Linked DNA regions of Homo sapiens: all the other regions are linked to region 4. A link is a contact called in ENCODE Hi-C or POLR2A ChIA-PET data. All regions are on one chromosome and are shown on one strand. The core of a region is the stretch at or near the end of the contact, and the rest is flanking DNA. Distances in the headings are between cores, read along the strand shown.

What was found. A loop is a pair of places that touch in the nucleus more often than their neighbours do. ChIA-PET counts read pairs that join two places held with the same protein, here RNA polymerase II (POLR2A). Pooled maps may share reads with other maps.
Region 1: a pooled map shows a loop between it and region 4 (12-fold over the local background). The contact joins the promoter of CDC25A here to the promoter of SMARCC1 in region 4. A Hi-C loop is called at or near these places in 1 of 37 single-sample maps with no recorded cell type and 10 of 50 pooled maps. POLR2A ChIA-PET finds 5 or more read pairs at or near these places in 4 of 52 experiments (HEK293, OCI-LY7, WTC11 and 1 more).
Region 2: a pooled map shows a loop between it and region 4 (5-fold over the local background). The contact joins the enhancer-like site here to the promoter of SMARCC1 in region 4. A Hi-C loop is called at or near these places in 2 of 50 pooled maps. POLR2A ChIA-PET finds 5 or more read pairs at or near these places in 2 of 52 experiments (GM12878 and WTC11).
Region 3: a pooled map shows a loop between it and region 4 (7-fold over the local background). The contact joins the enhancer-like site here to the promoter of SMARCC1 in region 4. A Hi-C loop is called at or near these places in 4 of 50 pooled maps. POLR2A ChIA-PET finds 5 or more read pairs at or near these places in 2 of 52 experiments (K562 and endothelial cell of umbilical vein).
Region 5: a loop to region 4 is called in a map of PC-9, with 13 times the contacts of the local background. The contact joins the enhancer-like site here to the promoter of SMARCC1 in region 4. A Hi-C loop is called at or near these places in 1 of 168 maps with a recorded cell type or tissue (PC-9), 1 of 37 single-sample maps with no recorded cell type and 2 of 50 pooled maps. POLR2A ChIA-PET finds 5 or more read pairs at or near these places in 1 of 52 experiments (AG04450).
Region 6: a pooled map shows a loop between it and region 4 (7-fold over the local background). The contact joins the promoter of ZNF589 here to the promoter of SMARCC1 in region 4. A Hi-C loop is called at or near these places in 8 of 50 pooled maps. POLR2A ChIA-PET finds 5 or more read pairs at or near these places in 3 of 52 experiments (K562 and activated T-cell).

Annotation. Positions count from the first base shown.
Region 1 is chr3:48,186,171-48,191,244 of GRCh38, reverse strand. CDC25A (cell division cycle 25A) reads left to right here and starts at 2,828. Exons shown (of 15, transcript NM_001789.3): 1 at 2,828-3,467; 2 at 4,466-4,542. The coding sequence starts at 3,298. RefSeq lists a silencer at 3,162-3,371 and an enhancer at 3,115-3,743.
Region 2 is chr3:48,109,369-48,114,514 of GRCh38, reverse strand. No RefSeq gene overlaps it. Among named protein-coding and RNA genes, the nearest start is that of CDC25A, 76 kb to the left of the region's middle. RefSeq lists enhancers at 121-620, 621-1,122. Within about 2 kb of position 1,879, at least 4 of the 41 ENCODE cell types and tissues checked have a DNase peak (open chromatin) inside an H3K27ac peak, as active enhancers do.
Region 3 is chr3:48,265,846-48,270,831 of GRCh38, reverse strand. ZNF589 (zinc finger protein 589) reads right to left here. Exons shown (of 4, transcript NM_016089.3): 4 at 1-2,917. The coding sequence ends at 2,046. Among named protein-coding and RNA genes, the nearest start is that of ZNF589, 27 kb to the right of the region's middle. Within about 2 kb of position 2,396, at least 11 of the 41 ENCODE cell types and tissues checked have a DNase peak (open chromatin) inside an H3K27ac peak, as active enhancers do.
Region 4 is chr3:47,779,939-47,784,736 of GRCh38, reverse strand. SMARCC1 (SWI/SNF related BAF chromatin remodeling complex subunit C1) reads left to right here and starts at 2,844. Exons shown (of 28, transcript NM_003074.4): 1 at 2,844-3,134. The coding sequence starts at 2,940. RefSeq lists silencers at 2,101-2,160, 2,271-2,320, 2,731-2,950, 3,131-3,370 and an enhancer at 2,604-2,898.
Region 5 is chr3:47,320,652-47,325,264 of GRCh38, reverse strand. KLHL18 (kelch like family member 18) reads right to left here. Exons shown (of 10, transcript NM_025010.5): 3 at 2,557-2,697. Among named protein-coding and RNA genes, the nearest start is that of KLHL18, 40 kb to the right of the region's middle. RefSeq lists a silencer at 1,252-1,546. Within about 2 kb of position 1,549, at least 5 of the 41 ENCODE cell types and tissues checked have a DNase peak (open chromatin) inside an H3K27ac peak, as active enhancers do; they include PC-9, where a contact is called at or near this core.
Region 6 is chr3:48,239,216-48,244,431 of GRCh38, reverse strand. ZNF589 (zinc finger protein 589) reads right to left here and starts at 3,328. Exons shown (of 4, transcript NM_016089.3): 1 at 3,218-3,328. The coding sequence starts at 3,260. RefSeq lists enhancers at 3,159-3,453, 2,644-3,561, 3,879-4,173.

The sequences.
Region 1 (5,074 bases), core at 1,579-4,078, 410 kb before region 4:
GGCCACCTCCTCGCCTTCCTACATGATTTCCATAGTTGCCTGTGACCTCATTCTGGCCACCTTCAGTGACTCTCCTGGGTGCACCTCTGAACTATGGACTCGGCTACTCCCTTGTGGTTTCTATCTCAGCCCCAGCTTTGCGGTCCTGTCTCACTACATCAAGTCCTCAATGCTGGTGCTCCCCAGATCCAGGGTCCTAAAAACCCTTTGTACATCCTCAATGGGCATTACCATCTTCATGCTAATCAACACCAAATCTGCCTCCTGACTACACCCCCCAGCCAGTCCACCAGCACAAAACTGAGCTCATCAAATTCCTCCAAGAAGTATGCCTCCAATTGTTGAAATGTTACATCCACCCAGGTACTTGAATCATTACCTAAGAATCATTCTAGCCTCCTCCCTTCCCTCTAGCCCCCTACAATCTTAACTCTCAATTATCAAAATCTGATGAGATCTACCTCCTTCAGGGCTCACAGAATCATTCCCTTCCTTTGTCTCCAAGGCCCCCACCTTGCTTCAGAATCTCCCAGACTTTTGAGACAGCCACCTCCTTTTTCCTCAGGCCTCCCCACTCTCCTCCACTGATCCACCCTAAAGCAAATCTGATCCGGTTATCACACACCCTCCACTGTCCACAGGATAAGGCCAAACTCTTCAGCAAACTCCAATCCTTTCAAGAACTGTCCCTCACAGCCAGTCCCATGTGCCCATTCTAGAACCGACTGGATCAACTCAGGAGTAGCTCCCGGCAAGTACGGCGTTCCTCCTCACCTCCTGGCTGCCGAGGGCCGTTTCCTTAGAAAGCACTTCCCACCAGCCCCAAGCTCCCCTTCTCCAGCAACCTTGACCTTTAGTTTTAATCTCCTTTAGGACGTGCCCCCCACCGTACTGCCTTCCCCAGTCCCCGCCCCTCCTCTAGGTGCCCACCATCCCTCCACAAACCACAGCTATTGTCATGGTAATAATTCCATTATTAGAAGGAGCTTTATGCTCAGCGGACCAGAGCTCCCTGAGAGCAGGGATTGTGGTATTATTTCAAGCACTGAATTTGTTCTAGTAATCCTTAAATAAACATATGTTGAATGAATGAATGCAGTAACAGGAATGTTGAGCCAAGTTTTGTTTTTGTTTTTTGAGACGGAGTCTCGCTCTGTTGCCCAGGCTGGAGTGCAGTGGCTCGGTCTTGGCTCACTGCAAGCTCCGCCTCCCGAGTTCAGCCATTCTTCTGCCTCAGCCTCCCGAGTAGCTGGGACTACAGGCGCCCGCCACCACGCCCGGTAATTTTTTGTATTTTTAGTAGAGCCGGGGTTTCACCATGTTAGCCAGGATGGTCTCGATCTCCTGACCCCGTGATCCGCCCGCCTCGGTCTCCCAAAGTGCTGGGATTACAGGCGTGAGCCACCGCTCCCGGCCTGTTGAGCCAAGTATTAAACCACATAAAACACAGGAGGAGAGGAAAGTATTCAGAGATACGACAGGGAGAACTATTTGAAACAGTGGGACCACAGACCATGTGAACTGTGCAGAGAGGCCTAAATAGCCTGGGGTTTCTGGAGGGAAGGGAGGTTCCTGGGTGGTGGAGCACTGGTGCACAGAAAAGGAGATGAATCCTGAGAGAGAGGTTCCTCACTGTGAAGGGTCTGGTGTTGGGGCCAAAGGTTTGGGGTTTCCACCTGTCCAGCATGGCTTTTCAAACTGTAGGGTTTTTTTTTTTTGAGTGGGGGGCAGGGGGTGTCTCACTTTGTTGCCCAGGCTGGTCTCAAATTCGTGGGCTCAGGCAATCCTCCCACCTCGCCCTCCCAAAGTGCTGGGATGATAGGCGTGAGCCACTAAGCCCAGCAGTAGGTTGCAATTAAATCATGCACTTATGGCCCTCAAAATCCGTCTAGGAGCTGCCACAGGTTCGGCGCTGTAAAAGTAAATATGCCCACTTAGAAAATGGGGATAATTCCTATGTCACAGAGTTGTAAAGATTAAATGAATTAATACAGATTAACACACTGGGAACAGTGTCAAGTGCATAAGCATTATGTAAACTTTAGCTATTATTTGCTATTATTGTGTTTGCTGTTATTTCTCTCTAGGAGCTCCCAGGGGGCTAAGAAGTGGTGGGAAAGAAAGAAATGATTCTAAGAGCATCCAATAAGGGCTAGAATGGAAGTGAGCAAAAAATGCTGAGGCCCACAGCACAGGTTGTACTGCGGGGTTCAAATCCCATGAGGCCAGCAGCACCCAGGGTCTGTGAGCCCTCCAGAGTTGGGCCCTGGTGGTCGAGTCCAGTCCTGGGGGTCATTGCATTCCCTCCCTCATTATAAAATGGGGCCTGGAGGCCCGGGGCGGAAGAAAGGGGTCCACAATACTGCACGGTTAGAGGCCGAGCCAAGGCTGGATCCGGCCAGACCTCCACAGGTCTTCCTTAGCCTCCACATTGCCTCAGAGTGTGGGGCGCCCGGCTGGGGGCGAGGTAGCGGAGGCCCAAAGGGGGCCGAAGCTAACTGGACGGCAGCTCGCGATGGGAACTACGCTTCCCAGCATGCGACGGGGCAAAGGGGCCTTTCAGCCGCGAGCAGCGCCTCGCAGGTTCTGCTGGGAGTTTTCATTGACCTCTGCTCCCCCTCTCATTTTGATCCCCGCTCTTCTGCTCTGGGCTCCGCCCCCTTCTGAGAGCCGATGACCTGGCAGAGTCCCGCGAGCCGCTTTCTTCTTCCCCTCTCATTGGCCCAGCCTAGCTGCCATTCGGTTGAGAGGAGGAGAAGTTGCTTACTGATTGGTGGATTCCGTTTGGCGCCAACTAGGAAAGGGGGGCGGGGCAGCAGCTGGCCCCACTGAGCCGCTATTACCGCGAAAGGCCGGCCTGGCTGCGACAGCCTGGGTAAGAGGTGTAGGTCGGCTTGGTTTTCTGCTACCCGGAGCTGGGCAAGCGGGTGGGAGAACAGCGAAGACAGCGTGAGCCTGGGCCGTTGCCTCGAGGCTCTCGCCCGGCTTCTCTTGCCGACCCGCCACGTTTGTTTGGATTTAATCTTCAGGTTGCCGGCGCCCGCCCGCCCGCTGGCCTCGCGGTGTGAGAGGGAAGCACCCGTGCCTGTGGCTGGTGGCTGGCGCCTGGAGGGTCCGCACACCCGCCCGGCCGCGCCGCTTGCCCGCGGCAGCCGCGTCCCTGAACCGCGGAGTCGTGTTTGTGTTTGACCCGCGGGCGCCGGTGGCGCGCGGCCGAGGCCGGTGTCGGCGGGGCGGGGCGGTCGCGGCGGAGGCAGAGGAAGAGGGAGCGGGAGCTCTGCGAGGCCGGGCGCCGCCATGGAACTGGGCCCGGAGCCCCCGCACCGCCGCCGCCTGCTCTTCGCCTGCAGCCCCCCTCCCGCGTCGCAGCCCGTCGTGAAGGCGCTATTTGGCGCTTCAGCCGCCGGGGGACTGTCGCCTGTCACCAACCTGACCGTCACTATGGACCAGCTGCAGGGTCTGGGCAGGTAAGGAGAGACCGGCGGGCGGTGCTCCGGGCCCCTGGCCTCGGTGTCGGCCTCGGAGAGATCAGGCCAGGAAACGGACCGGGAGAAGGGCGAGACCCGTCCGTCCGGGTTCGCCGCTCGGGGACAGCCGGGCTAGGGCCTGCCATGTGCACCCCCGCCCGGGCGGAATGTTGGGCGGGAGAGGCCGTCGGGACCTTCCAGGGGAAGAGGTGGAGATCCTTGGGCCTAAGCCCGAGCCAGGCCCACCTTCACCCCTTTCGGATTGCTCCGTACTCTCCTTCTATCTCTATCCCTGGAAGCTCTTTGGAATCTACCCCCGCGGGGAAAATCAGGCTCTTCTAGGCACTCACTTTCACCCTTTGCTAAACCATCCTCAGGATCTTCGTTTGCTGTGATCTTTGTTCCTTCTCAACAAAGGACCATGGCATTTTCTTTCCTGGCGTTTATGTAAAATCATCTCAGTCCCTCGCCCTGTGCACATTCCTGATGTCCACTCTGCTGCTTTCCTAAGGCCAGGTCTTTTTACCCAACTTTCAGAAAGCTTCCTGGGCTTTTCCTGATAGCAAAAAATGCATCCCACGGTGTTTCCCGCGGAAGAGCTACTTTCCCTTCAATCTCTGGCATCCCGTTTGCTAAGCACATGTCTTGTGCGTTTCCCAACTTCTGAAAAGCAGAAAGTGTCCTGTTCAACTTTCATCCCGACTCTGTCTCAGTACTTAGAACACATGCTTTTATTTTAGGAAATACCCCAACATTTGCCATAGCCATCATAACCTGCAATGTGGTCCAAGGCCATGCCCACCCACTCCTTTTTTCTCCTTTGCCCAAGTGCTAATTGGGTGTTCAGAGTGGCAAAGTGGGATCTTTGCCACTTGTGGTGTGGCCTAGAAATGGTTTCTGGCAGCCTGGCTGCTTCTTAATCTCATGGCCTATCTCCTGCATGTGACCTTTTAATTATATCCTATAAATCATTCATGGTTTATTTCTGTTGGTTTCAGTGATTATGAGCAACCACTGGAGGTGAAGAACAACAGTAATCTGCAGAGAATGGGCTCCTCCGAGTCAACAGATTCAGGTATTTAAGTCTGCTGTGTGGGGAGCAATACTCTGAATTTCCTGAAACATGCCTTTTCACCCAGGAGGTTAGTTTTGGTGAGAACTTGAGGAAGTCATGGCATTGGGTGATAAACTTTTTTTTTTTTTTTTTTGAGACAGAGTTTCGCTCTTGTCGCCCAGGCTGGAGTGCAATGGCATGATCTCAGCTCACTGTAACCTCCACCTCCCGGGTTCAAGTGATTCTCCTGCCTCAGCCTCCCGAGTAGCTGGGATTACAGGCATGCACCACCACACCCGGCTAATTTTGTATTTTTTAGTAGAGACAGGGTTTCTTCATGTTGGTCAGCCTGGTCTCGAATTCACAACCTCAGGTGATCCGCCTTCCTCGGCCTCCCAAAGTGCTGGGATTACAGCGTGAGCCACCGCGCCCGGTGATAAACATTATTGAGAACAATACAAAGGAGCCCTTGTGGCTGTTTATGAAGAAAGGAAATAGGTTTCAAATGTCTATAAGGAGGTGGTGTGTGCTTGCCCTTGAAGGATGGGTAGTA
Region 2 (5,146 bases), core at 630-3,129, 330 kb before region 4:
GTTCATGCCATTCTCCTTCCTCAGCCTCCCGAGTAGCTGGGACTACAGGCGCCCACCACAATGCCCGGCTAATTTTTTGTATTTTTTTAGTAGAGACAGGGTTTCACCGTGTTAACCAGGGTGATCTCGATCTCCTGACCTCGTGATCCGCCCACCTCGGCCTCCCAAAGTGCTGGGATTACAGGCGTGAGCCACCGCGTCCGGCCTACAGACTGGTTTTATACATTTTAGGGAGACAGAAGACATCAATCAATACATGTAAGATGTACATTGGTTTGGTCTGGAAAGGCAGGACATCTTCAAGTGGCGGGTGTTTCCAAGTCTAGGTCATAAATGGACTTCAAAGAGTCTCTGATTTGCCATTGGTTAAAAGAGTTTGAGAGTTTATCTAAAGACCAGAAATCAATAGAAGGGAGTCTCCATGTTAAGCTAAGGAGTTGTGGGGCTGGGTGTGGTGGCTCACGCCTGTAATCCCGGCACTTTGGGAGGCCGAAGTGGGTGGATCACGAGGTCAGGAGTTCAAGACCAGCCTAGCCAACATGGTGAAACCCTGTCTTTACTAAAAATACAAAAAATTAGCTGGGCATGGTGGCACGTGCCTGTAGCCCCAGCTACTCAGGAGGCTGAGGCACGAGAATAGCTTGAATTTGGGAGGAAGGGGTTCCAGTGAGCTGAGATCGCGCCACTGCACTCCAGCCTGGGCAACAGAGCGAGGCTCTGTCTAAAAAAAAAAAAAAACAAAAAACACACACAGAGGGAACTTCATCATCATGTTACATAAAACTGGCCTGTTTTGGAATTTGGCTATTATCTCTCATTCTTCTGATTTCTCAGAAGGTCAGGTAAACAGCTTGGTTTCTTAACATATAATTTTAGCATGAGTAATTCTATTTTAGTTTTTTCCTTTTTTTTTTTTTTGAGACAGAGTCTCACTTTTGTTGCCCAGGATGGAGTGCAGTGGCGCAGTGTCGGCTCACTGCAACCTCCACCTCCCGGGTTCAAGCAATTCTCCTGTCTCAGCTTCCCGAGTAGCTGGGACTACAGGTGTCCGCCACCATGCCCGGCTAACCTCAGGTGATCCGCCAGCCTCAGCCTCCCAAAGTGATGGGATTACAGACGTTAGCCACCTTGCCCGGCCCATTTTAGTTTTTAGTCTGGTCTTTTGGGGCCTAGTGCAGGAGCTTTGTCCGAAACAATGGCTAACGTAGTGTTTTTATTAGCATCTGAAAGACTCGTGAGGGGAATCTGAGACAGTACATTTGATAAGGCTTCCCGAATTGTCTTTCCCTTTTGCAGCAATATAGTTATTTTAGGGGGCTGGGGTTCCCATTAAAGGGTTCTTGGCAATATTAAGTGAGTGAATATGTCATTTATCCTAAAGCCAGTCCCATATGGCTTGCATATGAAGTATATCAGCTGCTTCATCTGAGTGTTCTATTTGGCATTTGTAGGTGGAGCCAGGCAGTCCCCCTTTGCAGGGTAAACAGACCTTACCATGGCTTTTATCCAGTCCATCAGGCTGGCTGTTCCCTTGGGAATAACCTCCTATGTGTCTGTGTGTCGTAGAGCTATCTGTGATTGTTCCATAGTGAGCTGTGGGTCCTGTATCAACCCAAACATGCTCTTTCACTCTGCAGCACTTCAAACCAAAGATACTGCTCCTAAATTTGTTGCTCTCAAAATCCATTTTAGTAAAGCCTCCTCAGGAGCCTGATGATACCAATCTGCAAAATGAAACGCTTCCTTCATACTATCCCTCTAGTTTTCACAGTATCTTGGTTTTGCTGCTTCCCCGCATTGACTGCCTTTTTGGTAACCACAGGTCTTAGAGGTACTTTCTGTTGTCTCTCTATAATTTTTCCCTTCTGGGGGAGGCTTTGTGGCTTGTGGCCAAAGCTCAGACTAACTGAAAGCTAAACTTAGTCTAGCATCAAGATTGACCCAGAACTCCCTTTTACTTTCATTTTTAGCTATTATATATAACAGTAAACAAGGAATTGAAATTTTGTGTTTTTTTCTTATTAGTTTGCATTTCTTTTTTGTTGTTTTGAGACATGGTCTCATTCTGTCACCCAGGCTGGAGTGCAGTGGTGCAATCTAGGCTCACTTCAATCTCCACCTCCCAGGCTTAAGTGATCCTCCCACCTTAGCCTCCCAAGTAGCTGGGACTACAGGCCCGCACCACCATGCCCAGCTAATTTTTGTATTTTTGTTGTTGTTGTTGTCATTGTTTTGAGACAGAGTTTTGCTCTTGTTGCCCAGGCTGGAGTGCAATGGTGCAATCTCGGCTCACCGCAACCTCCACCTCCTGGGTTCAAGCGATTCTCCTGCCTCAGCCTCCTGAGTACCTGGGATTACAGGCGCATGCCACTACGCCTGGCTAACTTTGTATTTTTAGTAGGGTTGGGGTTTCTCCATGTTGGTCAGGCTAGTCTCAAACTCCTGGCCTCAGGTGATCTGCCTGCTGAAGCCTCCCAAAGTGCTGGGATTACAGGCATGAGCCATCGTGCCCGACCTAATTTTTGTATTTTTATTAGAGACAGGGTTTCACCATGTCACCCAGGCTGGTGTTGAGGAAATCCTGACCTCAAGTGATTCTCCCGCCTCGGCCTCCCAAAGTGCTGGGATTACAGGCGTGAGTCACTGCACCCAGCCTAGTTTGCATTTCTTTATCCATTTGGTAAACCTACTCCCTGGGAGTTGGATCCATCTCTAAATTTTATTGGTAACTTTTACCTTTTGTAACTGATTGTAGCACAGCTGATACTTCGTACCATGGGGGACCACACGGCCACCCAGGAATCAAAAGTTCCTCACCTCCCACCCTTTATCCTTTTTCTTCCCAAACTACATGTTTCCATGAGCAGGGCTGGTGTAGTAAATCCCACTTCTGACACCAAACATGACATTATAGGTGGAGGAACAAAAAAAAACAACCAAGTGATTTTTCCTATTCTCTTACTCAGCAGTCAACAATACTTCTGTGACCAGTGTACGGGAGTTTTTCCCCCCACACCAAGCAAGTAGTCCTTCAGCTGTGGACACCAGCTATATGTCCTCCAATTCAGTTTAATTCTGGCACTATCTACCCAGAGATAGAGTCAGATCCCATATGTTGAAGGTTTAGTATCCTGAATAGCTGGGATTATAGGCATGCACCACCACGCCTGGCTATTTTTCATATTTTCAGTAGAGATGGGGTTTCACCATGTTGACCAGGCTGGTCTCGAACTCCTGACCTCAGGTGATCTACCCTCCTTGGCCTCCCAAAGTGTTGGGATTACAGGCGTGAGCCACTGCACCCAGCCTAATTTTTTTTGTATTTATTTTTTTTGTAGAGAGATGGTCTCGTCATGTTGCCCAGGCTGGTCTTGAATGTCTGGGCTCTAGTGATCTGCCCATCTCTGCCTCTCAAAGCGCTAGGATTACAGGTGTGAGCCACTGTGCCTGGCCTCATTTGGATTTTTAATGGAGACTTCATTACATAGGCATGGTTGATTAAATAATTAACCATTGGTGATCGACTTAACTGTCAGCCTCTCTCCTCTCCCAGGAGGTTGGGGAGTGGTGCTGAAAAGTTACAACCCTCTAATCTGCCTTGGTCTTCGCTGTTACTAGCCCCCATCCTGAAGCTACCTAGGGGCTGCCAGCCACCAGGCAACTTAATAGTGTACAAAAGATACCACTCTGAATTCCAATAATTTTAGGAGTTGTATGCCAGAAAAGTGGGATAAAGACCAAATACAGTTTTACTTAGCTTAACAAGAGGGATGTGTTCTAAGAAATGCATCACTAAGTGATTTCATCATTGTGCGAACACCATAGAGTGTACTTACACATACCTAGATGATACAGCCTACTAAATACCTAGAATACCCAGGGTACAGGATGTAGCCTGTTGCTCCTACACCACAAACCTGTACAGCGTGTTACTGCACTGAATACTATAGGCAATTGTAACACCTGGTAAATATTTATGTATCTAAACATATCTAAACATAGAAAAGGTACAGTAAAAATATAGTATTATAATCTTTTTTTTTTTTTGAGACTGAGTCTCGCTCTATTCCAGGCTGGAGTGCAGTGGCACAATCTCAGCTCACTGCAACCTCCACCTCCTGGGTTCAAGTAATTCTCGTGCCTCAGTTTTCCAAGTAGCTGGGATTATAGGCAGCTGCAGTCATGCCCAGCTAATTTTTGTATTTTTAGTAGAGACAGGGTTTCACCATCTTGGCCAGACTGGTCTCGAACTCCTGACCTCAAGCGATTCACCTGCCTTGGCCTCCCAAAGTGCTGGGATTATAGGCTTAAGCCACCGTGCCTGGCCAAAAATGCAGTATTATAATCTTATAGGGTAGGGCTAAGTGGCTCACACCTTGTAATCCCAGCACTTTAGGAGGTAGAGGTGGGAGAAGCACTTGAACCAGGGGTTCAAGACCAGCCTGGGCAACATAATGAGACACCCTCTCTAGGAAAAAAACCAATTATCTATCTATCTATTAATCTATCTGTATATCTTATGGGACCACTGTCATATATGCAGCTTGTTGACCAAAACGTTGCATGACTGTGTATATTTCACAGTATCATGTTTCCAGTTTGTGGCTATTAAGAATAAAGTTGTGGATGGGCGCAGTGGCTCACGCCTGGCTAATATGGTGAAACCCCGTCTGTACAAAAATACAAAAATTAGCATGGTGGCATGCTACTGTAATCCCAGCTACTCAGGAGGCTGAGGCAGGTGAATCGCTTAAACCGGGGAGGCAGAGGTTGCAGTCAGCCAAGATTGTGTACTTTAGCCTGGGTGACAGAGTGAGACTCCATCTCAAAAAAAAAAAAGAATAAAGTTGCTATAAGCATTGTTTTTCAAAATTTTATTTATTTTTTATTTATTTATTTTTTTTTTGAGACAGTCTTGCTCCGTCGCCCAGGCTGGAGTGCAGTGGCGCCATCTTGGCTCACTGCAACCTCTGCCTCTGCGTTCAAGTGATTCTCCTGCATTCAAGCAATTCTCCTGCCTCAACCTCCCGAGTAGCTGGGACTACAGGTGGCTGCCACCACACCTGGCTAATACTTTTGTATTTTTAGTAGAGATGGGTTTCACCACATTGGCCAGGCTGGTCTCAAACTCCTGATCTTGTGATCC
Region 3 (4,986 bases), core at 1,147-3,646, 490 kb before region 4:
CTTGGGGATTCCCTGGAGATCAACCACTTCCAGTGAGAGGGAGTGGACAAAAGCCTCTGGACCAGCCATTCCTTCTCTCTCTCCAAGTCCTTTTTCCTCTCTAGCATCAAAACCAAGCCTAAGTATTTTGAGGTTACATGAACATCTCTCCCCTTCTTTTCTGTGGCAGAGTCCCTTAGCAAATAGAGGCACTGGGGCCTGAGTGGATAGCTCTCCAAGGTACACTCATTGACACAGGGTATCAGGTAGGGCTAGCCCCAGCCCAAGGGAGTAAGGCAAACTGTCAGAACCTGGGCCATATGGGCCCTGGAGTGTGAGGAGAGACAAATGGCTAAAGGCCCTGGCACCATTCCTGGATGTAATTTAGCCACCCGAGCATGGCTAAAACACTGGGTACTGAGATTGGAGGATTTAAGAGGAGCTGTGTTTAAAATACCCTTAAACCTGGTATTGGAAGGCTGATGATGCAGCATTGCTAGATCCCTGTCATTGAAGGCCAAGGTGGCGTGGCTATGTTTAAGTCCTGAGTCTGAAGAACTTTTAGAGTGTGGTTAAAGAATCTTGGATTTGGGACTGGAGGGTTAGGAAGGGGACCTGGTAAAGGTGTCCCTCAGATTGTAGGGCTGGAGACTGAACTCTGAGTAAAATCTAAAGGTGGGGTAGGAGAGGAAACAGCAAAGGCTAGAGATGTAGAAAAAAATAAAGCAGGAGAGTGTCATGGAAGCTAATGGAAGAACACAGTTGCAGAAGGAAGTAGTCAGATGCAAAGACCATTCCTCCAAGGGGACCGTCACTTGACACCTCTGCTCTCAGAAGTTAGATCTCTGTCATCTTCACATCTAAAGGAATGTAAGGGGTCAAAAGACTGTCCCCAAAGCTCTTAGAACAAGAGTGGGGTGGGCGTACAGTGGATAGATTTGACTCCAAGTATCTCTTAAGGGGCCACTTCCAGCCAACACCTTACTCTCACTCCATGAAGGTTTCTCCCGAGTGTGTCCTCTGACACGTGACAAGTAATGATGTCCACGTACAGCTCTGTCCACATTACCTTACAAACAAGGCTTCTCCCTAAGCATTTCCGCTGGTGTGGCTGATGGCTGACTTGTTGCTAAAATCACATCCTCACTCCTTGCACCTCTAAAGCTTTTCCCCGAGTGTATCTTCTGGTGTATGATGAGCTGTGACTTTCTCCTAAAGCTTTGCCCACACTCCACGCATGCATAAGGCTTCTCCCCCGAGTGTATCCTCTGATGTAAGCTGAGAGTGGACTTGTGGCTAAAGTTTCGCCCACACTCGATGCATGCGTAAGGTTTCTCTCCTGTGTGTGTCCTCCAGTGTCTGTTGAGGAGTATCTTCCGGCCAAATCCCCGCCCACATTCCCCACACACATAAGGCTTCTCCCCTGAATGTGTCTGCTCGTGTGCGAGGAGAGTTGATTTATCACAAAAGCCTCGCCCACACTGGCTGCACACATAAGGTTTTTCCTTGGAGTGTGTACTCCGGTGGTAGTGGAGGGTTGACTGAGCTATAAAGCCTCGCCCACACTCTCCGCAGACATAAGGCTTTTCTCCTGTGTGTGTCCTCTGGTGTCTGATGAGCTGTGATTTCGTGATAAAGCCTTGCCCACACTCCGTGCATGCATAAGGCTTCTCCCCAGAGTGTATCCTCTGATGTACACTAAGAGCGGACTTGAGGCTAAAGTTTCGCCCACACTCAAAGCACGTGTAAGGCTTCTCTCCCGTGTGTGTCCTCCAGTGTCCATTGAGGACTATCCTCCGGCTAAATCCCCGCCCACATTCCCCACACACATAAGGCTTCTCCCCTGAGTGTGTTCTCCGATGTGATTTGAGCGACGACTTCTGGCTAAATCCATGCCCACACTCCTCACACACGTGAGGTTTCACCTCTGAATGTGTCCACTGGTGTAGGAGGAGAGTTGATTTAGCACGAAAGCCTCGCCCACACTCTCTGCAAACAAAAGGCTTCTCATCTGAATGTATCCTCTGGTGTGTGTTGAGACATGATCTCCTTACAAAGCCTCGGCCTCAATCTCTGCACACATAAGGCTTATCCCCCGTGTGAATTCTCTGGTGCTTAATGAGCTCTGACTTTTCACGAAAGCCTCGCCCACACACTGTGCACATAAACGATTTCTCCCTTGTGTGTGTCCTCTGATGTCTGATGAGGTATGGCTTGCAGCTAAAGCCTCGCCCACAATGGCTGCACACATAAGGTTTCTCCCCGGAGTGTGTACTCAGGTGGTTGCGGAGGACTGACTCAACTATAAAGCCTCGCCCACACTCTCCGCAGACATAAGGCTTTTCTCCTGTGTGTGTCCTCTGGTGTATGATGAGCTGTGACTTCCTGCTAAAGCCTCGCCCACACTCCCTGCACACCTGTGACTGCCTTTTGTCTGAAGATTTTTCTGCTGTGACTGCCTTCTGTCTGAACAGGTTTGACTTCTGGTTAAAAGCTAGTGCACACTCCCCAAACGTGACTGCTCCAAACCCTGGGGTTTCTGCCCTCTTGGAAATTCTGTCTACTTCCTCAGAGCTTGCATTCTGGGCTGGACTGAGCTGTATCTCTAATATTCTGTTGCCTCCCCAAGAGCTTATTGGTGGTCTCTGGAACAGGCTAGAGAAACCCACTAAAGCCCCCCTTTCATTTGTACTCCAAAACAAGGGTCTGACGCCTCCTTCCACTCGTTGATCTTCTGCTTCAGCCCCCCTGTGATTTTTATCAGAAGGATGTTGTGACTGTGGCTGATCCTCTGGGCAGGGATTTCCTGGGTGGAGTTGATTTCCTGCATGGAAACCTGGAATAGGATGATTGTGTAGCTCATCTTGGCTGAGGAACTGCTGACTGCCAAAGGCCAGAGGGCAAGAAGGGCAGGTATGGACTTCTGGCTTTGATTCTGCTGAAGAAAGAAAGTTTCCAGTCAGAAGAGTCATAGGAAGGGCTGACTGGGCTCTTGTTTTATGATAAGACCTGGCCCATTAATCATTCTCAATGATTAAAGTCTTTCTCCCCAAGATGTGCTGTGCAGGACCTATATTTTCATTCAACCTCTTCAAACTTTTGATTTGGAAATCATTTCAAATATACAGAAAAGTTGCAAGAATATGAATAATACAAAGGGCTGGGCACAGTGGCTCACGCCTGTAATCCCAGCACTTTGGGAGGCGGAGGCGGGCAGATCACGAGGTCAAGAGATTGAGACCATACTGCCCAACATGGTGAAACCCTGTCTCTACTAAAAATACAAAAATTAGCTGGGTGGAGTGACGGGCGCCTGTAGTCCCAGCTACTCGGGAGGCTGAGACAGGAGAATCACTTGAACCCGGGAGGCAGAGGTTGCAGTGAGCCAAGATCATGCCACTGTACTCCAGCCTGGCGACAGAGTGAGACTCCGTCTCAAAAAAAAAAAAAAATTCTTCTATTTATTAGTTAGGCAAGGGTCTTCAGTTAGGCTGATAAAGGGTCTGGCCTCCTGGATTACAAAAAGTTCATGGTTGTTTGTTATCTTCAGCTGGTTAGAAACAGTTGCAATTTAATTTTGATATTTCTTAGGAAAGTGCAGCTAAATGGTAACATTACTGTATTTGCCGACTTGTGGAAAACAGGGAAGAGCAGGTCTTGGATTGGAGGACCAAGAGCCAGCCTTCTTTAAGTCAGTTGTGCCTGTCTTCTCCACTGATGAATCCTCACTTCTGGTAGAACTTGGCATGTAATCTTCCTCTAGTAAATATCTACTTATGAGTGGGGAAACTCAAATGAAGGCTTCCTATGCACATTCTTCAATACTATTCTGTACTGCATTCTACATTGGGGGACATCGAGACTAAGTGACTCCTATCTCAATCCATCCTTTCTTCTCAAAGGAAAAGTCACAAAGAGCATTCCCGTATAGGTCATAAAGACTGTTCTCTCAGTGGAAACAAATGCTTATGGCATTATGTGATTATGGTAGAGGATAATTTTAGTATAATTGTAGATATTTACAACACTGAGGATGTCTGGATGCCTACTTGGAAGATTCTCTGTTGCGATAATATATAGAATAGATTCGGCTGTGGGTTTTTTTGGATTAAAGTAAAATATGTAATAAGTAAAAATGGAGTGCAGTGTATAATCTGAATCTAATCATGGGAAACAACAGGAACTTTTTTGTGACGGCGTTCACCATGTTGCCCAGGCTAGTCTTGAAGTCCTGAGCTCAGGCAATCTGCCCGCCTTGGTTGGCCTCCCAAAGTGCTGGGATTACAGGCGTGAGCCACGGCGCCCGGCCCTATTTGGCTTTAGTCACCCACTCCCACCACCACATTCTTCGATTCCTGATTCTAGGGCAGCACTCTATGATTCCAGGGCTTCATTTCTTCTGGATGGATGGGGGTCCTGGTTTCAGTAGCTCCTCTGGAGCAGCATAGCTTAGCTAGTCCTCATCCCTCTTCCTGTCCTGAGAGAGTTGGAGCAGTTGGGCTGGGTGTCTGGGAATCTGATGATCAGGATGTCTGGATGGCAGCTTTGCAAGCCTAGAGTAGTCAAAGCCTGGAACACTCCTGGCCCTAGATGTAGTTCAAAGGCCAAAGGTGGTTAGCTTTCCCAAGAGGTATTGCATCTATGTCAGGGGGCTTAATTCTCACTGGCTTCTTTTCTTCAAAGGCCTAGTCAAAGTAGCAAGGATCTCATTATTTATAGAACATAGACCTTTAAAAAGTTCAGAGTTATTTGTGGTGTATTTAGAGTATTTAGGAACACATATTTTGGCATCCTGAACCCTGTCTTGTCTTTTCTTACTTTATGACTGTGGACACAAAGTTACTAATCCTTCTAAACTTCAATTTCCCGATCTATGAAATAATACCAGCATTACATTTGGTCTTTATGTAAAGCCCTACAGAGCACAAAGCGCAATGCTGGGCCCATAGTGAGTGATATTTATTATGGGGTCTATTATTATTATTAAGGATAATAATAATAATAATA
Region 4 (4,798 bases), core at 1,595-4,094:
ATATATATATAGTTACCCATATAACTTGGGTAAGACTCCCCAGTGTTGCATGTATCAAGTTTATTCCATTGGGTTATTGATTAATTGGTCAGCTGAGTTACTGGTCTTTTCATTACTGAGTTGTAAGAGCTCTTTCTATACTCTAGAAACAAGTTTCTTTTTTTTTTGAGATGGAGTTTCGTTCGTCCACCCAGGCTGGCGTGCAGTGGCGAGATCTTGGCTTACTGCAACATCCACCACCTTCCGGTTTCAAGCCATTGTCTTGCCTTAGCCTCCCAAGTAGCTGGGATTACAGATGCCTGCCACCACACCCGGCTAATTTTTGTATTTTTAGTAGAGATGGAGTTTCACCAGGTTGGCCAGGCTGGTCTCGAACTCCTGACCTCATGATCTGCCTGCCTTGGCCTCCCAAAGTGTTGGGATTACGGGTGTGAGCCACTGCGCCCGGCCAATATACTTTCAAAATACCTCCACAAAGGGATCAATTGAGCCTAGGAAGTGGAGGTTGCAGTGAACCATGATCACACCACTGCACTCCAGCTTGGGTGACAAAGCAAGACTTTATCTCAAAAAACCCCCGAAAAGCAAAAAAACAAAATACCTCCATAGAAAATAGTGATTAATTACAAAGGCAAAAAGAATAACTTCGCAGTAGAGAAACCTGGATGATACTCTGTCATCAATGTAACAGGAGAAATGAAATTATGCACCACCTGATAGAATGCAATGCAAAGAACACAAAGATACAAACATCAGACAAACTTAAATTGAGGGTCATTCTACAAAATAAATGCCTTGTAATCTTCATAGGTATCAATGTTGTTAAGGTTTAAGGACTAAGGAACTGTTCCATATTGAAGGAGATGAAACTTTATTAAATGCAAAGTGTGATTTTGAACTGGAAACTTTTGCTATAAAGGACTTCATGGTGCAATAGGAAAAACCTGAATGGGGTCTGGGGATGGCATCAGTGTTAATTTCCTGGTATAAATGATTGTATTGTGATTATGTAAGAGAATATATAGACTATACTTGTCTGTAGAAAATACACATTAAACTTTTTGATAGTGATGGGTATTATGTCAGCAACTTACTCTTAGATGATTCAGGAAAAGTTCTTTGTATTATATTTGCAACTTTTCTGTTAAATCTGAGAAAGTTTCAAATTAAAAACTTTTTTTTTCAGACGAGTTTGGCTCTGTCGCCTAGGCTGGAGTGCAGTGGCGTGATCTCAGCTCACTGCGATCTCCACCTCCTCCTGGGTTCAAGCAATTCTCCTGCCTCAGCCTCCCGAGTAGCTGGGATTACAGGCATGCACCACCACACCTGGCCAATTTTTGTAGTTTTAGTAGAGACGGGGTTTCACCATGTTGGCCAGGGTGGTCTGGAACTCCTGACCTCGTGATCAGTCTGCCTTGGCCTCCCAAAGTGTTGGGATTACAGGCGTGAGCTATCTCGCCTGGCCCTCTTGATCACATTCTATTAACTTTTTTATTTAATATATTTTACTGTCCGTGACACAGCCCTCAGGAGATCCTGAAAACATGTACACACCCTCATTTTTAAAAGATCTCAGAAACTTACCAGCAGTTAGTCACGTTCTCACAAGCAATTAGTTACTTGCTTCTCTGCGATCATATAGCATTATGTTCACAACTCCATTATGGCCAGTCATACTTTTTATGTTTCTGAAACAGGGTTTCGCTCTGTCGCCCAAGCTGAAGTGTAGTGAGTGGCGCGATTATAGCTCACTGCAGCCTCCATCTCCCCAGCTCAAGGGATCCTCCCACCTCAGCCCTCCAAGAGGCTAGGACCACAGGCTTGCAACACAACGCTGGCTGATTTTTGTATTTTTTGTAGAGACGGGGATGGGTGTGGTGGTCTAGAGCTCCTGGGCTCAATTGATCCTCCCGCCTCAGCCTCCCAAAGTGCTCCGCACCCGGCCAATATACCTTGTTAATAATTTAAAAATTTTCGGCTTCTATGTGGGCCATTCATTAACTCATCAAGTATTTACTGTACATCTGTTCCTTGTCTCAGGTGTTCAGGATACACCTGTGAACAAGTTAAGATTAGGTTCTCATGTAATTTATGTGGAAGGTAAATGAGAAACTAGAAACGCCGGGTCGTGGTGAGCGCTATGCAGAAAGTGTATGGGTGTGAACAGTTGTTCAAGATTGTTAAGATCTGACAACTACTTTCTGAAGTCCTTTGAAGCAGTGAATCTGAACGCGTCTCGTAAGTGCAAATCAGAAGGGAAGACCTGCTGAGGTCTCGAAAGAGCCAGTGCAAGGGCCCCTGGGGCAGGAATGAGCCGCTGTGGCTGGACCCCTGAGGGAGTGGAAGGTCTGTGAAGCCGAAAAGCCTAGGCGTGGGAGTCCCAGATGGCTGTTCACAAATGCCGCCGGGCCGCTGGGGGTGGAGGGCCTGAGGGAAAGCGGGGCCCGGCGCAGTCCCAGTCCGGGTGCAGGGCCCTCGGCCAGCACTCGATACCCTAGACAGGCTTTCCCTTGGGCATTTCTCGCACCAGGCCTTTTCCCTCCAGCGGAGGCGGGCTATGACACATAACCCACCTGCGGTTGTTGACCGCATAATGATTCGACGTCGGTAGCGAGGGAAGAGCAAGGCTCAAAAACCGGCGCTCACTAGGGCAGAATGCAGCCTACGGAGGATGGCGGAAGAGGCGGCTGAGGCCGCAGGACGTGCTATTCCAAGGCACGGCCGCACGAGTGCTACGCATGCGCGTGCGCTGGCTCGCGTCAGATACAGTGCCAGTTCCCAGATGGGGCGGGGCCGGGCGTCCGCGCCGGAAGAGGGTTGGCTGGGCGGGGCCGGGAAGCGGCAGTGGCGGCTACGCGCGCGGGGGTGCGCGCGGGAACGACCGGGAAACACCGCGAGGGCCGGGGTGGGCCAGGCTGTGGGGACGACGGGCTGCGACGATGGCCGCAGCGGCGGGCGGCGGCGGGCCGGGGACAGCGGTAGGCGCCACGGGCTCGGGGATTGCGGCGGCAGCCGCAGGCCTAGCTGTTTATCGACGGAAGGATGGGGGCCCGGCCACCAAGTTTTGGGAGAGCCCGGAGACGGTGTCCCAGCTGGATTCGGTGCGGGTCTGGCTGGGCAAGCACTACAAGAAGGTGGGTTCGCGCGCCCGTGGGGGCCGGGAGACCACGCGACCGGGGCCGGAGGCGGCAGCTGGCCTCGCGGGCCTCGGGCCGCCCCTCCCCCCCGCACGCCACGAGGGACAACAAAGGCAGGCGCCGGGCCCGCCACGCCCCCGCCGCCCGCTCTGGGCGCCCGCGATCCCGGGGCCTGACTGGGGTTCGGGGCTCTCTCCTCTGAGCCTACGCACCCATGGTGAAAGCCCCTGCTCAGTCTCGTGTGCCAGAGCAGGTCGAGCTCAGCCACTAAGCGAGTGTGACTCTCTCTCTTTTGTCAGCTGCCTTAGGTGTGTGAACAATGATCCCTAAAGACCGAGCAAGCGTGGTAAAAGCAGCTTCAAGTTTTGTTTAGAGCGTATTCAAAGTCTCGAGGGGGTTTGCTACCTGTTGTTGAATTGCTAAACGACTGGGATGATTGTATTCGTTAATTAATAACAGGCAATATGAATTCTAGGATGGATGAGAACTATTAACGACGGTTCTACCTCATCGTGCTTCTGGTTCTGTGTGGCGTGAGAGTTGATGGTCGCTTGTACGTAAAGTGTTCTAAAGGGAGGCCTTCCCCAAGAACCCAGTTTTTATTAGAGCACTTTTCTTGTGTCACCTTTATTTTCTTCGTAGTGTTTACCACATTTTGAAATTATTCATTTACTGATTTCTCCTACCTTTGGAACGGAAGTTCCGCCGAGTCAGTAGTTTTCAAAGTTTTGACTTAATCCTTTGTTTATAACAAATGTTTTTTTTTTTTCCAACTTCCCTTTTGTGTAAATATTCAGGAGGACTCCCTTAAAGGGTGTAATGAAGCAGGTAGCCGAAAAGGCTCCCCAGCCTCTGAAGTTTTCCTATCACCCTCTTTAGTTCTGTACTTTCTCCTATTGAGAATCATAGCACTGAAGCAAGGGCTTTGTTCACTGCAGTGTATCCGGGAACGTGGCTGATACTTATTGCCTTACCCTTAGTGGCTGCTTAGTAAATATTTGTTGAATGAATGAAAACATAAACTAGTTTAGGAACCTATTTTTTTGGCCTCAGCAGCTCAGTGAAGCCTGTCAGTGTTTGGCAGTTATTAGGCATGGGCAGGGATCTTGGGTTCCTTTGGCATTACACGTGGTACATTCAGAAATGACCATTTCTGGCCGGGCGCGGCTTGGAAGGCCGGGCGGGTGGATCACCTGAGGTCAGGAGTTCGAGACTAGCCTGACCAACATGGTGAAACCCCGTCTTTCCAAAAAATACAAAATTAGTCGGGTGTGGCAGCACATGCCTGTAATCCCAGCTACTCGGGAGGCTGAGGCAGGAGAATCTCTTGAACCCAGGAGGCAGAAGCTGCAGTGAGCCGAGATTGCACCATTGCACTCCAGCCTAGGTAATAAAGTAAGACTGTCTCCAAAAAAAAAAAAAAAAAAAAAACAAAAAAAAACCAAAGACCCAGAAATGATCATTTCTTTCTTTCTTGTTTTTGAAGGTCAGCTAGAAAAATTACATTTCTTATCTGAAGTTTGAGGAAGTGAGAGACAGTAATTATATTTTTAGGTGTCTGGACTTTTCCTCCTCTGAAATTACATTTAGACTGTAGATTTTTAGTAATATTGCCCTTTCTTACACAGTGATAAATTGGTCACTTTTTAAATGTAAGTAAT
Region 5 (4,613 bases), core at 300-2,799, 460 kb after region 4:
GATCGCGCCACTGCACTCCAGCCTGGGCAACAAGAGTGACACTCTGTCTCACAGAGCAAGGCTCCGCCTTAAAAAAAAAAAGAAAAAAAAGAAAATGATGCACCTTCAAGGGCACATACGAAGTGGGGAGCTGGGAGACACCATCACATTCTGTAGCGAGGCTCAGGGAGAATCATTCCAAGGAACAGAGACAATAATAGGAACTACTGGTGAGAAAACAGAAAGCAGGCCATGGCTCTGGAGTCTGTGGCAGGAAACAGGAGAGGTATAGGTTTAGGTCTCAGAAAGGGTCCTGAAGGGCTGAATGAAAAAATGTCAAAGATAGGCTCAAAACATCAGGTTTATGCGTAAGTACTTATTCCTAAAATGCTACTGGTGCATGCAAACCTGCACTGGCCTAAAAATGACTTTTCTTTTTTCTTTTTAGTTTTTAGAGACAGAGTCTTGCTCAGTTGCCCAAGCTGGAGTAAGGTGATTGTAACTCACTGCAGCCTTGGGCTCCTGGTTCAAGCAGTTCTCCCACCTTAGCCTCTCCAGTAGCTGGGACTATAGATGTGAGCCACTGCACTTGACTAATTAAAAAAATTTTTTTTTTGTAGAGACAGGGTCTTGCTCTGCCATACAGGCTGGTCTGGAAATCCTAACCTCAAGCAATCCTCCTGCCTTGGCCTCCCAAAATGCTGGGATTACAGCATGAACCACCTCATCTGGCCTAAAAATCACTTTTCTAAGCAACTTTTAGATAACAGTACTTTACAACATAGCCTGGATCCAGTGTTGACAGTGACAATCTCAAAAGCCCCCTAGGTGGAGCTGTTGTCCATTGGTGAAGATTCGAGGCTCGTCAACAATCCTTTCCAGGATTAATCCTACTTAGCCACAGAGTCATTTCAGCAGTGGTAAAGCCCAAGGCCTCCAAGCCTGGGGCTCTACCTTACAGAAAAAAAAAAAAAAAAAAAAAAAAAAGAAAGAAAGAAAAAGAAAAAAGGAAGTCATTTTCCAAGTTCTGTGGGAAAAAGAGGTGAACTAAGTCCAGTCTGTGTCTTAAAAAGCTCACAAACGAGCAGGAAAGATAGTGTGTGCTCCTCACATCTCCATATGCACCCTCTGGCCTGCCCCAGAAGGCATCCCACAGCAGGGACAAGGTTGGTTCCGCAGCTTTACTCTTACTACAAGGTCTTTATAAAACTGCGAACAGCACCACTTACCTCAGGATGAAACCCTTTACCCAGTGTTCAGCAGATGAGCTCCCCACTAAATCTTAGGCATCATTACCACGGTTATTTGATTAGCTGTACACACAGCAGTACTCAGTGTGATGACCATGAGCACCGTGTGGGCAGGATATGAACAGACAGCGGGTGTGGTCCATAAGCTGCTAACTGAACTGGATAGGTGGAGTGAGAATAGGGGAGGGGAGGTCAGCTCCATGAGGGGATGAGGTTCGGAGGGCAGATCTGAGTCAGGAGGAATGCTGACAGACCAGATACCTAGTGATCAGAGTAGGCTCAGGTGAAGGCTGGGTGTGTGAAGCACCATAGACACAGGGGTGCTGTTTGGGGTCCTCCTGCCTGTCTGTGGCCCAGCACTAACCCACATCCCCAAGCCTCTGCTGGTTAAAAGGCCTTTACCTTATGACTAAGAGCTCTGGCTCTTGAGGGGGAGGGAGAGCCTTCTTAACTGCTCAGGCAGAAGGTCACAGGAGACCCACGAGGCCTACTGCCAAGCACTGGAAATAGGTGGGGGTATAATCCATGGTCCCAACCATAAAAGTGCATACAATGATAGTTCCCAATGGACTAAGGAGGATAGAGAATTCCAGTAAGTGAAATTTGGGTAGGCTCTTAAATAACTGAAGTATGAAAAGGAAGGTCAAGAAATTCAAAGAGGGCTGGGAGCAGTGGCTTATGCCTGTAATCCAAGCACTTTGGGAGACCAAGGTGGGCAGAGTTTGAGACCAGCCTGGGCAACATGGCAAAACCACATCTCTACCAAAAAAATTACAAAAATTAGCCAGGTGTGGTGGCACGTGCCTGTAGTTCCAGCTACTCGGGAGGCTGAGGTGGGAGGATTGCTGGAACATGGGAGGCAGAGGTTGCAGTGAGGCGAGATCATACCACTGCACTCCAGCCTGGGTGACAGAGCAAGATCCTGTCTTGAAAAAAAAAAAGAAAAGAAAAGAAATTCAGAGAGCAAAGTACCTAAACAAAGATGGAGATGGCTATGGAACAGTAGAGGAGCACTGCACAAATCAGTTTGGTGAGAAATCAGCTAAATTAGTGGCTGGTGAGATCGGAGGGGGAGGAACAGAAGATGTACATGTCAAGCCAAGGGAAAGGGCAGGCTGGACTATGTAAATCATGTTCTGAAAAAATTCATCTCAAAGAAGTGGGCACTGCTACAAACTGATTTCAAGAAATGTAAGTGCTGCAGAATAACCTTTCCAGCTCACTCCCTTCATAAACCTATATATGGTCCCAAGAACTCAGCAAACTGGCAGAAGATTCCAGAAATGAAATAGTCATGTTCTCCACCAGGCCCACCACATCACCTCACCGTTCTCGAAGGAATGTGCAGCAGGCGTCTTTGATGCTCTGCAGCTGCAGGAAGCTCGCCCCCATCAGCAATGACTGGACATTTTGCTGGTCAATGGCAAGGTTGCCGTTGTAGGCAAAGTTGATCAGAGCCTCCAGGGCACTAGAGGAAAGAGGGAAAGCTGTGAGGTGCTTTCAGAGACGAGTCTTGGCCCACGGGAGACTCAGGCCCTAACTGAACTGACATTACTTAGCCCAGGCCCTTTGAGAATCTATCTAATGGAGTAACTACTTCACCACAGCCTAAAACTCATTCTACCAAGTTGTCTTCATTGCCCTACAGAAAATTCTAAAAAAGAGAACACAATCACCTACAATTTCACTACTGAAAAAGTCAACAGCGGTCATTTTTCTACATTCATTTTTAGTCCTTGATCGCCAACATGCATGAATTATATGGATATAATCATAAAATACTTATCAAGCCTTTCCCATGTTGGTACACTGTCTTCATGTTTATTGTTTTTAGTGGCTGCTATATAATATTTCAACATGCAAATATGCTATCATTTATTTCCTTTATTGGTAAGCATAATAGCCATTACCATCTTATTGCTGTTAGAACGTTTTTGAATTATTTCTTTGGGGTAAATTTCTAGAATGAGATTTCTGACATTTTTTCTGCTTTCAATTCACACTGAAAATGAAATCCAAATTCCAGCTATAAGGCTGTATGTGCTCTGGTCCCTCTCCATCTATCTATCCTCCTCACCTCCACTTTCTCCCTTTCTTACTTGATTCCAACATTCTGGACATATTCTTACCTCAGGGCCTTTGCAATGACTGCTCCCTGTTTGGAGGGCTCTTCCCCCAGATGGCTCATTCCCTCACTTCAATTAAGATGTCTCAGCTCAAATGCCACCCCATGACAGGTGCCTTCCCTGATCACCTGAAAATAGCACAGACTCCACCATCCTTCACTAGCCTTTACTCTGCTTTACTTTTCTCATATCACTTTCACTCTTAGCCATACCATGCATGTATTTGGTGACTGCCAAATCACTACTAGAAAGCTGGCAGAAGCCGGGCGCAGTGGCTCACGCCTGTAATCCCAGCACTTTAAGAGGCCGAGGCGGGCGGATCACCTGAGGTCAGGAGCTCGAGACCAGCCTAACCAACATGGCAAAACCCTGTGTCTACTAAAAATACAAAAATTAGCCGGGCGTGGTGGCATGAGCCTGTAGTCCCAGCTACTTGAGAGGCTGAGGGAGAAGAATCGCTTGAATCCAAGAGGCGGAGGTTGTTGCAGTGAACAGAGATCATGTCATTGCATTCTAGCCTGGGCGACAGAGTGAGATTCCATCTCAAAAAAAAAAAAACAAAACAAAACAAAACAAAAAAAAAAAACGGCAGGTGCCTGTAATCCTAGCTACTCATGGGAGGCTGAGGCAGTAGAACTGCTTGAACCTGGGAGGTGGAGGTTGCAGTGAGCCCAGATCACACCACTGCACTCCAGCCTGGGTGCCAAGAGTGAGACTCCATTGCCTCCCCCTCCACTCCCCCCAAAAAAAAGGTTGGCAGAATGAGAAGAGGTGCTGTTTTCTCACTGCTATACCTCAGATATTTGATAGAGCTGTGCTCATCATGGATGTTCAGGCAATCTCTGTTAAATGAAGCCCCTGGACTATTCATGGGACGAGCATGCCTCCTTCAGACACACACCTCAGAGAATAGGAGGGCACAACTGCCCTTGGACACCTTACTTCTACGTCTTTCCTCATAAGTAACTGGCCTAAGATTTCTTTCTTTCTTTTTCAAGAGTCAAGGTCTCACTCTGTTGCCCAGGCTGGAGTGTAGTGGTGTGATCACAGCTCGCGGCAGCCTTGACTTCCTCGGCTCACCTCCTACCTCAGCTTTCTAAGTAGCTGAGACTACAGGTGTGCACCACCATGCCCAGCTAATTAAAAACAATTTTTTTTTATAAAGATGTGGTTTATGTTGTCCAGGCTGGTCTTGAACTCCTAGCCTCAAGCAATCCTCCCGCCTTGACCTCCCAAATTGTTTGGATTTCAGGTGTGA
Region 6 (5,216 bases), core at 2,079-4,578, 460 kb before region 4:
TAAAATTATAGTCTTGTTTGATAACTGTCTGGGGTAATTTTCCAAGTTACTGTTTTCCTGACTAAACTCAGGAGGAAAACAAAGCAATCTTACTATTTCAAGTTCTAAAGTTTTAGAAGAAGAAAAACTGAGTACCATTATTTGGCCACTCCCAGTGGCTACATCTGAGCAAAGCACAAGGCAAGGAGGCAGCTCCTCAGTCTTTTCAGCAAAAAAGACCATCTAAGCCTCTCCCTTCCAGAGGGACAGGTGGTTCTGATCCCACTGAGCAGGTGGGAAAAAAATGAGGGACACAGAGTAACCTCACACAGCTGAACTAAGGGATCCTACCTCCTGAGTCCTGACTCTGCCCTGACTCCTTAGGTGCCTCTCCCCAGCATGAGACCACTCACAGGCAAATCCTTCAGAGAGGCAAATAAGTCCTCCAAAAAGGGAACAGGTGCTGAATCACAGGCACACTCCAGGACCTCACGATGTGCCTCCGCCCATGTTGGACACATCTGGGAAGCACTTAAGCAAGTCAAAGAACCTTTCTAGCTCTGTGACCACAAAACATCTTCTTTGCCACTCATGACAAGAGGGAAAAGTTATTATCCTTCTAAAGTTCAACTTAGTGTTACTGCCTTTTTTTTTTTTTTTGAGACAGACTTTCACTCTTGGTGCCCAGGCTAGAATACAGTGGCGCGATCTAAGCTCACTGCAACCTCCACCTCCTGCCTCAGCCTTCTGAGTAGCTGGGATTACAAGCGCGCACCACCAAGCCCAGCTATTTTTGTATTTTTAGTAGAGATAGAGGTTCACTATGTTGGCCAGGCTGGTCTCGAACTCCTGACCTCAGGTGATCTACCCGCCTCAGCCTCCCAAAGTGCTGTGATTACAAACGTGAGTCACCGCGCCCGGTCCATTGTCTTTACTTTCTTTAGCTTTGCTATCCAATTGAACTGGTCTTGGCACAGTAGGCAGAGACAAAGCCCACCACCCTCAAAGAGTGGATGGAAGGAGGCACAAGGGCTCCCACACAGGACAAACAGCTACATGCTGAACAATGGCTTGGCAAACTACACACAAGCCAAATCCAGCCTGCCACCTGTTGTTATACCACCCAAAGGCTAAGAATAGTCTTTACTTCAGAAAAAAAAAATTTTAACACAAAGATGAAGTCTCACTATGTTGCCCAGGCTGGTCTCAAACTTCTGGGCTCAAGTGATCCTAGCCTCAGCCTTCCAAAGTGCTGGGATTACAGGCGTGAGCCACCATGCTGGGCCAGTTTTTACATTTTTAATTGGCTGAAAAAAAAATCAGAAACAGAATATTTCATAATAATGAAAATTATATATGAAATTCAAATTTCCTTTTTTTTTTTTAGAGTCTCATTCTGTTACCCAAGCTGGAGTGCAGTCATGCGATCTCGGCTCACTGAAACCTCTGCCTCCAAGGTTCAAGCAATTCTTGCGCCTCAGCCTCAGAGTAGCTGGGATTACAGGTGTACGGCACCACACCCAGCTTATTTTATTTTATTTTATTTTTAAAGTAGAGATGGGGTGTTGCCATGTTGACCAGGCTGGTCTTGAACTCCTGGGCTCAAGAGATCCTCCTGCCTTGGCCTCCCAAAGTGCTGGGATTACAGGCGTGAGCCACTGCACTCAGCCAAAATTCAAATTTCAATGTCTATAAAGAAAGTTTTATTGGAACACGGCAATGCTCATTCGTTTACCTATGGTCTTTGGCTGCTTTCACACAACAGCAGACCACTAGTCGTAACAAAGACCGTGTGGCCTACAAAGCCTGAAACATTTACCACCTGGCCCTTAAAAGAAAACGTTTGCAAGACCAGGTGCAGTGGCTCACGCCTATAATCCTAGCACTTTGGGAGACCGAGGCGGGAGGATCCCTTGAGCCCAGGAGTTGGAGACCAGCCTGGGCAACATAGGGAGACCCTGTTTCTAAAAAAACCAAACAGAAAAAAATTTGCCCAGCCCTGTTCTAGACTGTTCCTGTTGTTACATCCAAAGTCATTTGGGGCCGGGTGTGGTAGCTCCCACCTGTAATCCCAACACTTTGGGAGGCCGAGGCAGGTGGATCATCTGGGGTCAGGAGTTCAAGACCGGCCTGGCCAACATGATGAAACCCCGCCTCTACTAAAAATACAAAAAAATAGCCGGGCGTGGTGGCGTGTCCCTGTAATTCCAGCCGCTTGGTAGGCTGAGGCAGGAGAATCGCTGGAACCTGGGAGAAAGAGGTTGCAGTGAGCAGAGATCGCCCACTGCACTCCAGCCTGGGCTACAGAGCAAGACTCTGTCTCCAAAAAAAAAGTCTTTTGGGCCGGGTGGGGTGGCTAACACCTGTAATCCCAACATTGTGGGAGGCCAAGGTGGGTGGATTGCTTGAGGCCAGGAGTTCGAGACCAGCCTGGCAAATATGGCGAAATCCCCTCTCTACTAAAAATACAACAGCCGGGGTGGTGAGGCGCCGCCTGTAATCCCAGCTACTCCGGAAGCTGAGGCACGAGAATCACTTGAGCCTGGGAAAGCGGAGGCTGCAGTGAGCCTAGATCCCGCCACTGCACTCCGGACCGACTCAAAAAATATAAAAATATAATATACTCCGGGCGCGGTGGCTCACGCCTGTAATCCCAGCACTTTGGGAGGCCGAGGTGGGCGGATCACGAGGTCTGGAGTTCAAAACCAGCCTGGCCAACATGGTGAAATCCCCGTCTCTACTAAAAATACAAAAATTAGCCAGGCGTGGTGGAGGGCGCCTGTAATCCCAGCTGCTCGGCAGGCTGAGGCAGAGAACTGCTTGAACCCGGGAGACGGAGATTGCAGTGAACGGAGATCGCGCCACTGCACTCCAGCCTGGGCGACAGAGCGAGACTCCGTCTCAAAATAAATATGATATAATATAATAATACAAAATGCTGTTCTTCAGTTGCACTCCACACATCTCAAATGCTCAGCAGCCATTTATGGCCAATGACTGCCGGAGTGCACAAGTGCAGGATGCCCGGTGAAGAGTCGTGGAGTGAGCACCGTGGAGACTGTACGGGACACCTAGGGAGGAACCTGGCCCCCCAGGGGAGTAAGAGCCGCTGTAGGGGTAGTCAGCGCCTCACACAGCTCGCACCCCACGCGCATCCCTGGTGGATACGGCCGACGCCTGCGCGGCGCCTGCGGCTGGAGCACCGAATGGGGGAGGCGATCTCGCGGCCCCGACTCACCTTCCGCAGTCCAGCCCAGTAGCTGCTCCCGCGGGGCCCACATCTGCGCGCGCACGCACGCACGAAGCAAACGAGGTAGCAGCACCGTGTGTGAAACGGATTAGAATGCGCACCGCGGGCCACTGGCGGCGCCAGAAGAAAGAAGCAGGACTGGGTGAAGTGCGTCACCGCGCGGCGCGCAGCCTGCCGGGAAGCGTAGTTCTCGGGGCGAAATGCGGCTTGTGCAGGGCGAGAGAAAATGCTGAGGCGCACTTTGACCTTCTAGGTCCCCCTCGGCCGCAATATTTGGGGTTGTGCTTACCACAGGTACCCATAAGCAAAATATAGTGTTGTTTTCCATGGTTGTAAACATTATATAAATACACTTACAATGCCTGCTACTAGCTCTTTTGCGCAGTTCTATAATGACACGTGTTGACCTGTTCATTGTGTGTTCACTGCTGTGTGGTATCTAATGTAGAAATACACCAGGACTCCAATTGGACAGACTCATGCGCATCCATGGAGAGCTTCTCAAGGACAGTGGTTCGCAAACTTGTTGTTGTTAAAATCCTTTTACACTCTTAAAAATTACTGAGGACCCCAAAGAGCTTTTGAAACCGCCTTTGCAAAATTATACCTAAGGAAATTATGATGTTATAGGAGTTATTAAGAAATTATTTTAAGCAGATAGAGAAGGAAAGGGGTCCTTGGGAAGTTTTTGTTTCTTTTAAAGCAGCTCCAGAAAGGTTTCTTGTCTAGCAGGAAAGCCTGGGCTCCTAGAGCAGGATGGCAAGCTTTGATATGGAAATACAGGCCATTAGAAACTGGACGCACCCAAACATGGCGATTCCCGCCGTCCTTTTCTTTGCCCTGACATGTGCCTGGCAACATGGCCACCCCCCACATATTCCCACGTGTGTAGAACTTCATGGAGCCCTACATTTGCATATTAAAAAGCTAGGGTGGGAGGGCCAGGTTTTTGGCTGCCACATAAATGACACATCTGATCAAACTAATCCCCTGAGCCCTATGGAAACCAGACACCGCCTCCTCCAGCATCCTCAGATAAGCAGCCACTTTTCCGCACACGGCGCTTTCTCTTTGTTGGAATCCCCGCTCCCTCTGTCTCTGTATGGGGGAGCTGTTTTCGTCTTCCTTCCTTCTTTCTTGCCTATTAAACTTTTCGCTCCTTAAAACCACTCCACGTGTGTCTGTGTTATTAAGCCTATCAGAGACCAAGGACCCTGGTGTTCCTCCAGTCATCAGAGCCTTATCAATGACAGTAAAAGATATCAGATCTAACCCACCTCATCTTCCTTTCAACCTCTAAACTGTCTTTGTCCACTTCTGGGCATAGGCCAAAGTAGCCTTGGGAAGGAATTCAGTTTATAGCTTAAATAATAGCCCTTCCCAAGGGCTAAACTGTTCTTGTAAAATGAATGAAAGGCCACCAGCCACCAAATTAGGATGAGAAGGGCTGGAATTCTAAATATTACCAGCCATTATTCCAGAGGCCCTAAGACGCACAACTTCCCCAATTACTCTTTTGAAGCACAACTTCCCCAATTACTCTTTTTTTTTTTTTAGGGAAAAGAACACGGAGTCTCACTCTGTCTACCATGCTGGAGTGCAGTGGTGCCATCTCGGCTCACTGCAACCTCCCTCTCCTGGGTTCAAGCGATTCTCCTGCCTCAACCTCCTGAGTAGCCGGGATTACAAGCACGCACCACCATACCCCGCTAATATTTTTGGATTCTTTTTTTTTTTGGTTGGTTTTTTTTTTTTTTTTTTTTTTTTTTTTGAGACGGAGTCTCGCTCTGTCGCCCAGGCCGGACTGCGGACTGCAGTGGCGCAATCTCGGCTCACTGCAAGCTCCGCTTCCCGGGTTCACGCCATTCTCCTGCCTCAGCCTCCCCAGTAGCTGGGACTACAGGCGCCCGCCACCGCGCCCGGCTAATTTTTTGTATTTTTAGTAGAGACGGGGTTTCACCTTGTTAGCCAGGATGGTCTCGATCTC